Linked DNA regions of Homo sapiens: region 1 is linked to region 2. Evidence: chromatin contacts called from ENCODE Hi-C or POLR2A ChIA-PET data. All regions are on one chromosome and are shown on one strand. Each heading gives the region's core, a stretch centred on a gene start or an enhancer-like site at or near the end of the contact. The rest is flanking DNA. Distances are from core to core; before and after follow the strand shown. Region 1 overlaps CREB3L1 (cAMP responsive element binding protein 3 like 1). Region 2 holds the start of CHRM4 (cholinergic receptor muscarinic 4).

Evidence for each region. A loop is a pair of places that touch in the nucleus more often than their neighbours do. ChIA-PET counts read pairs that join two places held with the same protein, here RNA polymerase II (POLR2A). Pooled maps may share reads with other maps.
Region 1: a loop to region 2 is called in a pooled map, with 2.3 times the contacts of the local background. The contact joins the enhancer-like site here to the promoter of CHRM4 in region 2. A Hi-C loop is called at or near these places in 2 of 50 pooled maps. POLR2A ChIA-PET finds 5 or more read pairs at or near these places in 2 of 52 experiments (K562 and OCI-LY7).

What each region holds. Positions count from the first base shown.
Region 1 is chr11:46,311,978-46,318,639 of GRCh38, forward strand. CREB3L1 (cAMP responsive element binding protein 3 like 1) reads left to right here. Exons shown (of 12, transcript NM_052854.4): 6 at 348-497; 7 at 635-693; 8 at 874-942; 9 at 4,309-4,408; 10 at 5,384-5,510. Among named protein-coding and RNA genes, the nearest start is that of DGKZ, 32 kb to the right of the region's middle. Within about 2 kb of position 3,291, at least 5 of the 41 ENCODE cell types and tissues checked have a DNase peak (open chromatin) inside an H3K27ac peak, as active enhancers do.
Region 2 is chr11:46,386,945-46,393,339 of GRCh38, forward strand. CHRM4 (cholinergic receptor muscarinic 4) reads right to left here and starts at 4,832. Exons shown (of 2, transcript NM_000741.5): 1 at 4,587-4,832. RefSeq lists silencers at 2,594-2,653, 2,684-2,893, 4,873-4,962, 5,143-5,192 and enhancers at 3,119-3,724, 3,725-4,328, 5,846-6,395.

The DNA of each region.
Region 1 (6,662 bases), core at 2,041-4,540, 77 kb before region 2:
TGGGATGGGTGTGGAGTCTCCCAAGCCAAGATTGTAGGGAGGGGTCTGAGGGAGATGCTGTTTGGGGCACCCTGGACAAGTAAGCTTTGAGGGTGCAGTCTCAGGGATGGGATCCAGGAAGCCCTCCCGAACAATGCACTAAGAGCCTAACACCTGAGCTCTCAGCATGGCCCTGGCACCTGACACATGTTACTGAATTTCACCCAGATCCACTCCCTTTCCAGATGAGGAAACTGAGGCATAGAGCATTGTGTGCCTTGCCCAGGTCATATAGATAGCACATGGCAGAGCTTGAATTTGAACCCAGGGCTGCCTGGCTCCTAACTACCACATCATACTTCCTACAGAAATTACAGGGGACATCAGGGCCACTGCTCCTGACAGAGGAGGAGAAGCGGACCCTGATTGCTGAGGGCTACCCCATCCCCACAAAACTCCCCCTCACCAAAGCCGAGGAGAAGGCCTTGAAGAGAGTCCGGAGGAAAATCAAGAACAAGGTAAAGCCTGCCACCCTGGGGCTTCAGAGGGCTTCCTTGGTGGGTGGGCTCCCCTGGCATACCAGCTCTGAAATTGGGGGGCCCAGGAAGTGAATATGTGGCAGTGCTAACCCTTGTTTTCGGGCCTCCCCCTCTAGATCTCAGCCCAGGAGAGCCGTCGTAAGAAGAAGGAGTATGTGGAGTGTCTAGAAAAGAAGTAAGGGGCTTGGGAGGGGTGGGCAATCCACTCCCTTGCCTGACCTGCCCTCCCCTAGGCCCTCCCTCAGGGGGCAGCAGAGGCAGGGGGCACAGGGAGTGTGATGGTGGTGGGCTGGGCCGAGGAGCTGTTGTGAGTCTGGGGGCTGCCCCTGAGCCTGTGCCTGCTTGGCCCCTACAGGGTGGAGACATTTACATCTGAGAACAATGAACTGTGGAAGAAGGTGGAGACCCTGGAGAATGCCAACAGGTGGGTAGTGCCTCCTGCATCCAACCTGGCCCCCTGCCCCTCTGCAACCCGTGCCTGGCTCTGCATAGCTCTGGGAGACAGGGGAGAGGAGAGAGAACTAAGTTTAGGATGACAGGGACCCCAGAAACACACCCTGCAGCCTTGGGCCACTTACATCCTGCCCCTCTCTGTGTTCCCATTTTTCCTCACCTACACCTGGCAGGGCTGGGGAGTTGCTTAAGTGAGCAGATGTTTTCAAAGTGTGGTCCTCAGACCAGCAACAATCCCTGGGAATTATTAGAAATGCTTATTCTCGGGCCCCATGCCAGGTCTACTGAATCAGAAGCTCCAGGGGTAGGGCCCAGCGCCCTGTGTTTTAATAAGCCCTCCACGTAATTAGGTTGCACCCTCAAGTTTGAGAACCACTGGTGTAAATCCTTGTTACTCAAAGCCAGCTGACCCAGACAGGCAACATCAGCATCACCTAGGAGCTTGTTAGAAATGCAGGCTGGGCACGGTGGCTCACGCTTGTAATCTCAGCACTTTGGGAGGATGAGGGGGGTGGATCATTTGAGGTTAGGAGTTCGAGACCAGACTGACCAACATGGTGAAACCCCATCTCTACTAAAAATAGAAAATTAGCTGGGCGTGGTGGTGGGCGCCTGTAATCCCAGCTACTCGGGAGGCTGAGGGAGAAGAATCACTTGAATCCGAGAGGCGGCAGTTGCAGTGAGCTGACACTGTGCCACTGCACTCCAGCCTGGGCCAGACTCTGTCTCAAAAAAAAAAATGCAGAATTTCAGAACTCTCTCCAGACTTACTGAGCTAAAAACTGCACATTCACAAGGTCCTTGGGTGATTCACATGTACTATGAAGTTTGAGAAACAGGAGTATAGAGACAGCAGGACAGTGCCTGGCAGGTAGCAGCCACGTCAAGTCACAGCTCTGGGTTCTTACGCTGCTCTGCCATTTTTGTGACTCTGGAGAAATCGTTAAATATCTCTGGGCCCCTGTTTCTTCGTCTAAATGGGGATGATAGAAACATTATCTCATAGGGCCAGGCACAGTGGCTTACGCCTGTAATCCCAGCATTTTGGGAGGCGGAGGCGGGCAAATCACTTGAGGCCAAGAGTTCGAGACCAGCCTGGCCAACATGGTGAAACCCCCATCTCTACTAAAAATACAAAAATTAGCCGGATGTGGTGGTGCATGCCTGTAATCCCAGCTACTCAGGAGGTTGAGGGAAAAGAATCACTGGAACCCGGGAGGCAGAGGTTACAGTGAGCTGAGATGGTGCCACCGTACTCCAGCCTGGGTGGCAGAGTGAGACTCTGTCTCAAAAAAAAAAAAAAAGAAAGAAAAGAAACATTATCTCATAGGATGGATGTGAGGGTATTAATAAGATCCTGCGAATAAAGGATCCAGCCTGATGCTTGGCATTTAGAAATGTGCAATTCATGTTAGCTTTTATTCTTCTTTCATTATTTTTATTTATTTATTTTCTTGAGATAGGGTCTCACTCTGTTGCCCATGCTGGAGCGTAGTGGGGTGATCATAGCTCACTGCAGCCTCAAACTCCTGATTCTCCCCCCTCAACCTCCTAAGTAGCTAGGACCACAGGCGCACACCACCACCCCTGGCTAATTTTAAGTATTTTGTAGAGACGTGGTCTTGCTGTGTTGCCCAGGCTGGTCTCCAGCTCCTGGACTCAAGCATACCTCCTGCTTTGGCTCCCAAAGTGCTGGGATTATAGGTGTGATCCACTGCACCTGGCCTTCTTTCATTATTTTTACTTTTTTATTTTTATTTACTTTTTTTTTTTTTTTGAGACACAGTCTTGCTCTGTCGCCCAGGCTGGAGTGCAGTGGCACAATCTCGGCTCACTGCAACCTCCGCCTCTTGGGTTCAAGCAATTCTCATGCCTCAGCCTCCCAAATAGCTGGGATTACAGACGTGTACCACCACACCCGGCTAATTTTTGTATTTTTAGTAGAGACAGGGTTTCACTATGTTGGCCAGGCTGGTCTTGAACTCTTGACTTCATGTAATCCTCCTGCCTCAGCCTCCCACAAGTGCTGAAATTACAGGCGTGAGCCACCACACCCCACCATTATTTTCATTCCAAATTCCTGATAGTGCCCAGCCATGAGCCTGTGGTAGGTCTTTAATAATTATTTGCTGGGATTAATTACAATAACCTAGACAACAGCCTTGGTATGCAGCAGGTGCTCAACACAAGACTTTTTCCTTCTTTCCTTCCTTCTCCCCCAGCTTCTCCAGCGGGATCCAGCCACTCCTCTGTTCCCTGATTGGCCTGGAGAATCCCACCTGACCCCCCACCCCACCCCTCTGTCTCTGGCTGGGGTTCCTTTCTGGCCCAAAGTAGGTCCAAGCCCTTGTAGTTATTTCGCCACCTGCTGTACATTGTGGGAACTGCAACCCCTACGTGCCCGTTTGGGTGGAGAGAGATTAAACATTTGCCCACCAAGCCTGTGCTGAACGCATTCTGTATGCACCCAGAAGATTCCACGCTGAGTGGGACCCGGTCCTCACCCTCAGGGAGGCCACAGTTAATAAAGGAGACTGATGTGGAGATATATAAATAAACGAAGTGCCGTGATAAAAGCAAACACAGCAATAAAGCAAAAATGGCTGGGCACGGTGGCCCATGCCTGTAATCCCAACACTTTGGGAGGCCGAAGCGGGTGGATCACCTGAGGTCAGGAGTTCCAGACAAGCCTGGCAAAACCCCGTCTCTACTAAAAATACAAAAATTAGCCGGCATGGTGGCGCACGCCTGTAGTCTCAGCTAGTCAGGAGGCTAAGGCAGGAGAATCACTTGAACCTCGGAGGCGGAGGTTGCAGTGAGTCGCAAACGCACCACTGCACTCCAGCCTGGGTGAAAGAGCGAGACTCTGTCTCAAAACAAAACAAAACAAAAAACCTAACAAAAACAATAGCTACCATTTACTAGACACTCACTACATACCAGGCACTGTGCCAAACAGCTCCTTCTTATCAGCTCAGGGTGCTGGGGGTGCCAGGGAGGGAAGGTCAGTGAAACTGTGGCAGGTGTCGGTTAAGCAAAAGAAGGCTGGCATCTGTGCAGCTGGGGGCAGGCCTTCCCTCCTCCAACCCCCTTGGCCAGGAGCATCACAGGGCAGGCCTGAGCTTCCACAAGGTGACCCAGCCAGTCACCATGAGGCAGGCCCCAGGCGCCAGGCCACTCTGCAGAGGAGCCACGCAGGAGGTGACCTTTCCTATCTTGACTGAAACGGGCACCTGGCGTGGAGGCCAAGTCTGGAGCCAGCCCCCTAGGAGAGCTCCAGGAGGCAGAGATGCCTGCGGGGTCAAAGCCTGCCAGCTGACTGCTGTGCCCTCCTCAGGACCCTGCTCCAGCAGCTGCAGAAACTCCAGACTCTGGTCACCAACAAGATCTCCAGACCTTACAAGATGGCCGCCACCCAGACTGGGACCTGCCTCATGGTAGGTGTGGCTCCCTCCACCACAGACCCACAGGAGGAGAGTTCTTCCCAAGGCTGGCTTTTTCCAGGGTTGGGCAGAGCTTTAAGGATCGGTAACATCGTGGGCAGCGTCCCAGGGTACACCATCCTGGCGCCTGGTGGGCTGGTTCTAGCAGACTCCAGACTCCTTCTCCAAGCCCATGGTGCCTTCTGCCTCACACCGGTCCCCGACTGGTTAACACAGTGTAGATGTGTAGGTGACTCCAGTGGCCCCAGCTAGGGGACAGCTGGGCAGGTTCCTTGAGGAGGCGGCTTCCACAGGCCTTGTGCAGGGAAGGGCTTGGGGAGACTCAGGGAAGAACGGACATGGTTCTTTCTGGAACAGATGGCAGTGAAAAGGCTGAGGAAACCCCTGGAAACCCGGAAGGCTCCCAGGGCGTGTTTCAGACCTCTTCCAGTCCCTCTTCTATCTTCTTCTGGAAATGGCCAGTCTCTTGCCGCCTGGCTCAGCATGCCCCGGCCCTCCGAGACCCTCGAGCTGTCAGGCAGCAGAACCAGGCTATGGGCAGGGGTAGTGTGGGCTCCGTGGCTCTCAGCACCTCCCGCTAGCCAGGCTCCTCAGAATCCTGCTGAGAACGTGATGTGGCGGTGTGTCCCCCTCCCTCGTCCCAGCCCCAAGCCCCACCTGCACCTATTCCTTCCTTTCCTGATTCCTCTACCCCGTAAGGGGACTCCACATTGGCCACTTCCCTCTTACTTCTAGCACTGCCTGTGGCGACCCCCCTACAATGGGCTGGGATGGCCTGGGCTGTCCCTGCCTTCCCCAGAGAGGATAGGAGACCCCACATGTAGGAGGGAGTGGTCGACTGGAGCAGCTGCTTCCTTGGGAAAACGCTAAGACTTTTGTGCCTGTTGGTTTGGGAGAGGAGGAGTGGGGTGGTCAGGGCCGTGGCCCCTCCTTACCCCAGATCTGATGCCACTCTCTCTTTGCTACCAGGTGGCAGCCTTGTGCTTTGTTCTGGTGCTGGGCTCCCTCGTGCCCTGCCTTCCCGAGTTCTCCTCCGGCTCCCAGACTGTGAAGGAAGACCCCCTGGCCGCAGACGGCGTCTACACGGCCAGCCAGAGTGAGTGCCCGCCTGTCATGCCAGCTCCCTGGGCTGAGGCTGCCCTGCCCCAGCCCCAGTGTCCAGGCAGAAGCCAGACATAAGAGAGAAGCCAAGTGTGGGGTCAGCATTATCTCATTTTGCCTCATTTTCCAGATGGGGAAACCGAGGCCCAAAGAGAGTCTATGCTTTGCTCAGTGTTTGTGGTAGAATTGGGACTAAAATACAGAGCTCCCGATGCCCAGCCTAGCTCCCAGAGAGCTCAGGAGTGGCTTGCAGGAGGTGGGTTTAGGGGATAACAGGAATGTTCCAGCCCTGGGCCCCATGCATTATGGTGCCAGTGCTTATGGGGCATCTGCTAGGCACCATCAGTATCTCATGATAGGGACAGCAAGTGAGTTTCAGCTCAAAAGCCATTTCCAATAAGGTGGTGGTAGCTGCCTGAAACACTGAGTTAAGAAGGACCCTGGGCCGGGCGCGGTGGCTCATGCCTGTAATCCCAGCACTTTGGGAGGCCGAGGCGGTGGATCACCTGAGGTCAGGAGTTCGACGCCAGCCTGGCCAGCATGGTGAAACCTCGTCTCTACTAAAAATACAAAACTTATCTGGGCATGGTGGCATGTGCCTGTAGTCCCGGCTACTTGAGAGGGGTGAGACAGGAGAATCACTTGAAACTGGGAGGCAGAAGTTGCAGTGAACCAAGATCACGCCACTGCAGTCCAGCCTGGGTGACAGAGTGAGACTCCATCTCAAAAAAAAAAGAAGGATCCTGAGGCACCATTCAGAATTGACAGGAAGGAGTGTCATGATCCACTGATAATGTCTACCATGGACAGAAGAAGGGTAGCGGTGGTGTGGGTTCAGATATCTACTGTTTCCAAGGGGGATAGTAAACGTACAGTGGTTAGGAGCATGGGGATGTCAAGTCCATCGTAACTGGCACTGCCACCTGCTGTGTGACCAGGGGCATGTGTCTTAAGCTTTCATTTCTTCATCTAGAAAATGGGAGTGGCAATTTTGCACTTACTGAGCCATGGCTGTGAGACAGTGCATGAAATAGCACAGTGTCTGTGCTTATGAAATGAGCACACTCAGTCTCTTAGAGCTCACGGAGGAGAGAATAGCTACATCACAGTAGCTGGCAAAGGGAGAACCAGGGTAGGGCCCAGCAAA
Region 2 (6,395 bases), core at 3,582-6,081:
TCATCTGGGTGATGAGGAGCCAGCCACAGGAGGAGCTGTGGAGAGTGGCCCTGCCAGGGGCAGTAGCCACAGCAAAGGCCTGGAGGCAGCGCAAGGCCTGGACAGAGGCCAGTGCTGGGGGAGCTCAGGGAAGCAAGAGGAGGAGGAGAGTGGTCCCAGAGGCCCACGAGCATGTGGGCTCTGGAGGGAGGTGTTCTGTTCATCCATTTACCCATTCGGTCATTTCTTAACACCTGCTCTCCAACCCCTGTAGAAGACACTGGGACAAAGGCAATAATCGGGGTATGTATGAGCACCTAACACTGATGGTCTACTAAGTGCCAAGCACTTTTGACACTTAAAAAAAGTGTCTATTTATTTATCTATTTATTTGTAGAGACAGGGTCTTGGTATGTTGTCCAGGCTGGTCTAGAACTCTTGAGCTCAAGCCATCCTCTCACCTCCTGAGTAGCTGGGACTCCAGGCGCCATCATGCCTGGCAACATTTTTTATAGTGTTAACTCATTTCATCCTCATAACAAACCTATGAGGTAGATACCATTTTTTCTCTACTACTTACAGATGGGGAAACTGAGGCACGGAGCTGTTAAAAGCCTGACCAAGGTTTCACGGCTTCTTGCACTATGTTGCTGGTGGGATTAAGTGCGGGGTGAGGTGGTGAGAGGAAGGCAGTCCCGTAACTTAAGAGCTCTGGCTGAAGGAGGCCAAAGAGCTCCAGGAGCCAGAAGGCTTTGCAGGGGACCAGAGGCGGTGCATGGAGCTGGGCACCCCAGAGAGGAGGAGAGTCCCTGCAGAAGGGGCTTCAGGAGGTACCTGCAACTGTCACATCCCCTTCAAGGAGTCCTCAGCTCCAGCCACAGGGCATGCAGCTGGGAGGGAGGCAGTGCAGGGGTCACTAGGTTGTCAGAGAACCCTGAGGCCCAACTGGGGACCCGTGAGGTGAAAGAATTGTCCCAGAGGGAAGAGAAGGGCTGCCAGGGCCGCCTCTCCCCTCCACAGTCCACTCCGCACACCGGGCGGCGCCCTAGCTGGAGTCCCCACCACAGGCCCTTCCCTGAGCCTGCCCTCCCTCCCACCAGGCTCCTCTTAGCTCTCCTCCCCCTCTTCCTCTTCCCTCCATGTGAGGGAGGCCCACGCCAGCTCTGAGTGCCAGGGCAGCCGCTCAGCCCAGCCTCCTTCACACCCGCCAACACACACACCGCTCCACAGACGCACGCGGGCCCATCACAGCCACGCCAGCCCAGCAGGCATGGTCGGATACGCAGTTCTGTGCGTCTGTGTGTGAGAGGAAGAGAGGGCGCGGCAGCCGGCTGTGGAGGAAGGAGCACTAACCCGCAGCCTGGGCTCTGGCTCTGTGGCCTGAGACGATCCACTGCCCCTTCCTGCACCTCTTTCTCATTTGCAGAATAGAGAGGATCCTGTCCTGGGACATCCTCCCCAGCAGCTATAGGGATTGGCACCTAAACTTGATCTCTATACATAAACACAAAAATGTACTGCAGGCTGGGGCCAAGGGCCAGGGTAACTGCCCCAAGTCTGACCCCAGCCCTTCTATTCCACCGTCGCAGATACAGACCCAGCCTCCTAGCCTGATAGTTCAAGTTCTCCTGTTCTAAATCCTTGGTTCGTAGGAGGAGAGGCTGAGAGCAAGTGTTGTCACCCCCAAGGTCACACAACGAGTCAAGGGCAAAGACCACATACTGCCCTCTCTTGGGGTCCCTGACAACCCCATTTGGCTCTGAGAGCCTCTGAAATAGAAGCTCAGGTGTCACTCTCTGAGCTGTCCCCTCCAGCACCAGGAGGCTGCCCTCCCCCAATCACTCACGTGGAGGAGGGGACAGGGCAGGCAGGAGTAATCAGTCAGCCAGCCCCAAGGAAACTCACTTCAGCCTCCCAAGGCAGGATACAGGGCAGCAGGATGATAACAAACGGGGCTAGAAGTGCAGAATGTGAAAACATAATAGCTCTTGTTTATTGAGTGTTAACTGCGTGTCAGGAACCCCTCTGAGCTTTTAATATAGATTATCTGGTTTAATCCTTACAACAGCCTGAAAAGGCAGGTATTATTAGTGTCCTCATCTTACAGATGTAAATATCCTCTTATAGATGAGGATAATGTTAATCAACTGGCCCAAAGTCACCAGGTTAGGAAGTACGGGTGGGGGCAGAAGAACCCGGGAAGCTCCTTCTTAAAGTCCAAGGTGCTACTGCTCAGAGTTGACCTCCTGCCTCTGCTCCCCTCGACCCGAAAACCACACAACTGAGGGACTGTCCAGGTGAGGCTTGGGTAGGGTCCCCTCACATTCCTGCTGGCTTCTCGACTTAGCTTTCCCAGAAGACAAGCGATGTCTTGTCTTCTCCCAGATCCTGGCGGCTGGGCTGAGCCGGGACCACTGGATGGCCGGTGATTAAGTCCTGCTCTTGGCCCGCGTGAGGGAGCTGCCAGGTGCTGACAGGGCGAGGCTCAGGGTCTCCCCGACTCCGCCCCGCCCCAGCTGTCGTCGTTTTGGACACCTCGGGGTCACCCGCAGACATTCCGACCCCCTCTGGCGCCTTCCCTGGAATCCAGATACGCCTGGCATCTGGGGAGCGAGCCGCCGCCGCCGGGGCTGTGCGCACCGCTAGATGGCAATGTCGGTCCCTGGTGCCCGCTCCGGACCTAGACCGTGCGGCCGCCGTTGGCCACCGCCCCCAACTCCAATGCGACTGCGAACCCAGAGGAGCCCTCAGGCACAGCCTCCCGGGGAAGTGACGCGGGGTCCCCTCGCCAGGCCCCGTCGGACGCCGCCCCAGAGCTGCCCTCGGCTCCGCGCGGGGTTCTCGGGTGGGAAAGTTGAGGGAGCCCGGATTCCACCCGGCACCCTGCGAGGAACGTGTGGGCGGGAGCGCGAGTGCGAGTTCTGTTTGTGTGTGCCTACGGGGGAGCGCGAGTAGACGCTAGTAGCTGTATGCATGTGCGTGTGTGTGCGCACGGCCACGCCTGGATACCAGTCCGCCCGTGAGAGCGCGTGAGCATGCCGCGCCGTGTGCACACGTGCATGTGCATGCGTGTGCGTGCCTAGGGTGCTGTGGCCGGGAGGATGCACACGGTTCGGGTGCCTCTACACCTGTGGACTTGCATGCACAAGCAAATGCAGGGCCGAGAGTGGGTGACCGGTCACATTCCAAACGCCCCTGCCGGAGACTCAGCCAGACCTTAGCTGTCCGCCTGAGCGCGTAGAGGGTCGGGCCAGGAGCCTGCATCGGGATTGCACCTGGCCTGTGGGTGAAGGGTTGTGCGGGCGAGGAGGCCAGACTACTAGGGGCTGCCTGCGACGGGCCACCTAACTTTGGGACGCCGTCTTAGCCCGGTGCCCAGAGGTGTCCAAGTCCTTAAAGATGTGGCAGAGTCCTAGCCTCTGACTGACATCTGTCGAGGGGCCTCTGCGAGAGTCGCCCAACCTGGCCTTGAGGGACACCAGGCACGCTCAGCTCTAATAACTCCCCTAAGAGGCGTTATTGCCAAAAGCCGCCCATTCTCGCGGCGAGAGGGCATCCGCAGTGCACCCACAAGGCGGAGGCCCGGACAGAGCTCGGGTCAGGCGAGTGCAAGACTCTTGTCCTCCTTCTCTCCTCACCCTGCACCCTACCCCAGAGGCACTGTCTAGCCCCTGTGACCAAAGTGGGGACCCAGTTTCTCACGCTAGGGTCGGGCGGGCCTCGAGGGCCGTGTTTTCCTAGGCCATCTGGAGGCTCCTCCATGTCTCCGCCGTGGTCGAAGGAGCCCTGGCTCTCGGGTGCCCCGCCCTCCCTCCAAGCCCCTAGCACGCAGTTCCTGCAGCCTCTGGGCGTGGGCACTGTGTTTCCCGAGTCCTCGACACCCCTCTTCCCCGGGCGAGACCGGAGGGGGTGCTCCGCACGCCCGTGGGGTGGTTTGGGGTGTAGGTCTTCGGTTCTTGGGCATTCACTCCATGGCTCTGGGAAGGCTGTGGCCCCTGGATCTGTCCCTGGGGCGGGAGAGGAGACTCCAGAGTCCAAGGGAGGGAGAGGCGAAGATTTGGCACCGACATTGTGCCCAACACTTCCGTTGCGGGGCCGGAGGAGGGGGCCTGGAGCTGGAGGACCCCGGCTTGGAGGCTGGGCAGCAAAGGGGGGTAGTACCGGAGCGGGGGAGGGGTGTCGGGGAGGGCAGGGGTGTTTTCCGTCGGGGCTCAAGGTCGTAGATGGAGGACTCCAGGGGCCGGAGTGGGCTGGCAGCGCGGGGGCAAAGGGGTGGAGGGAGAGGGAGGGCGGGGAGACGGCGGGAAAAGGGCTCTTTGGGGCTTCAGCGCCCGGCGCCCTGCTGAGCCGCCAGTGGGAGGGCTGGAGTACAGGGTCCCACCCCCGACGGCTGCCCCTGGCTCCGTGGGGTCTGTGGGCGGGCAATCCCCCGCCCCCGACATCCTGGATGCCCACCCCTTCCCACGGGCGCACCCGGGCGCACCTGGAGAAGCCTCCGAGAGCCCCCGGCCTTGCTTCCAGCGGGGTCCCCCAGCCCCGGCCCACTGCCGCTCCCGGCCCGCGCTCGCCCCGGAGGGGGTCTGGCGCCCTGTCCCAGTCGAACCCACCTCTGGGGAGCCTCAGAGCGTCCCGGGGACCTGCTTCCTGCTCTTCCCGGCGAGCCCCCCGCCCCCGCGCCGCCGCGGAGCCACTTACCCGCCGCCTCTGCCCAGCTCCCCTCGCGCCAGACAGACGGCGGGACGGACGCGCGGCCCCGCGGGCCGGCGGGGCGGGCGGCCGGGCCGAGGGCCGGGGGCGGGGACGGGGTGTCGAGGGGCGGCCCCTGCTCCGCCCGCAGCTCCCGGCGCTGTGGCTCCGACTCGCGCTCACGCTCGCACTTTTCCCCGAGCCGCGTGATGTCACGAGGAAGCAGCCAATCGTGGCGGGGCCGCGCCGCCCGCCCCGGGCCGGTCACCCGGCGGCGACGCGCGGGGGTCAACACCCGAGGCGTCGGAGACCCCGGCGGTCCGCGCCCCTCTCGGGGGCTGGCCGGCAGCTCCCTGCTTGGGCACAGAGGGCGCCGCCCACGGCCAGCGACGCAGGGGAGCAGGGGGCGCTGCCCTCCGGGGGGTGGGGGTGTCCGCGTTGTCATGGGGACGCGGCGCCCCCTCGCGGGCTGGGGAAGGAGCTGGCAGCTGGGTCCGGCCGCGCTCCCGCCTCCGCCCTGACCATACTCCCGGGACCCTGAGCTATTTTCGCGCCTCTCCGGGACCTCAGCGCCCTGCGTGGCCCCGCTGGCGGTTTGGCCGCGAGGCGCGGGAGTCTGACCCCAGCGGGAGGCTGCGGGTGGGTGGGGCGGGCTGCGCCGCCAGGGATCCGTCGGGGTCGAGGGCCGGGAGCTCCAGCCGCGCCGCTGCGTGCCGGCCGGGCCGCCCGCGAGGAGGGGCGCCGTCGGGGCCTGGGGAAGCGCAGGAGCGGGTGGACTGGAGAGGTTCGGCCGGGGAGAGAAGAGCCCACCGCGGACCACTCGCCCGCACCCGCTCGGCTGCCTGCTCAGCGTTCCGGGCCGGGGAAGGGGCGCGCCCCTGCTCTCCCAGCCCTGGGATGGGACGCGCCGCCAGTCCAGGCGCAGCCTGGACCGCCAGTTCACCGCCGCCTGTGAGGGACAGTCGGTTGCCCAAGGTCGCCGGGGCCGGAGCCCGGGACAAGATCCCGGAGAGCGGGCAGCCAATCTCAGAGGTCGCTGGGAACCGCACGGGCCGTAGCCTCAGGACTCCGGGCCTCGCCCAGGCTGGGCGGACCTTGGGGCGGCTTCAGCACCTCGGAGAGCTCCCCGCGCCCTGGCCCAGCAGCCTCGCCTGCCTGATTCCGCTCCAGCGCTTGTCTCCCTCCGAGAGCGCCCTTCCGGGGGACCGCCGGGGTCGGACGCTCCCCACTGCGCCCAGGACCGAGGCCTGTAACCCCAAATTCTGATCGCAAACATTTGATTAAGCTTAAGACGTCTGATTTCTTCTCTCGGGGAAACAACTCAAGACCCTCCCCCGAGGGCCGGAGGTGGTGAGGGCGATTGCGGGGGCGGCGGTGGAGGAGAGGCAGGAGCCTCTTGGCAGAGAATGGGAGGGAACTCGAGTAGAAGCCAGCGCTGCGGGGCTCTTGGTGTGGGGTTCTCCGCGCGGAACCCGGAAGTGGAGTTCGGGTCCCCAGAGCTCGCGAGCGCGACGGCTGGGGTTGGTCGGAATTGGGAACTTCAGGGCTGGGGTTGGTTGGCTAGAGTAGGAAGCCATCTTCTGTTGTTACATGAATGATCGGGTCTCCCAAGACCTCATAACTGGGGGTGAAAGAAGCACTACTCTTCTTGCCCCACTTCACAAATAAGGAAAGTTGGTTCATAAGACCCTAAGACGGCACTCCTGCACTTCTTCCACTTTGCCATATCC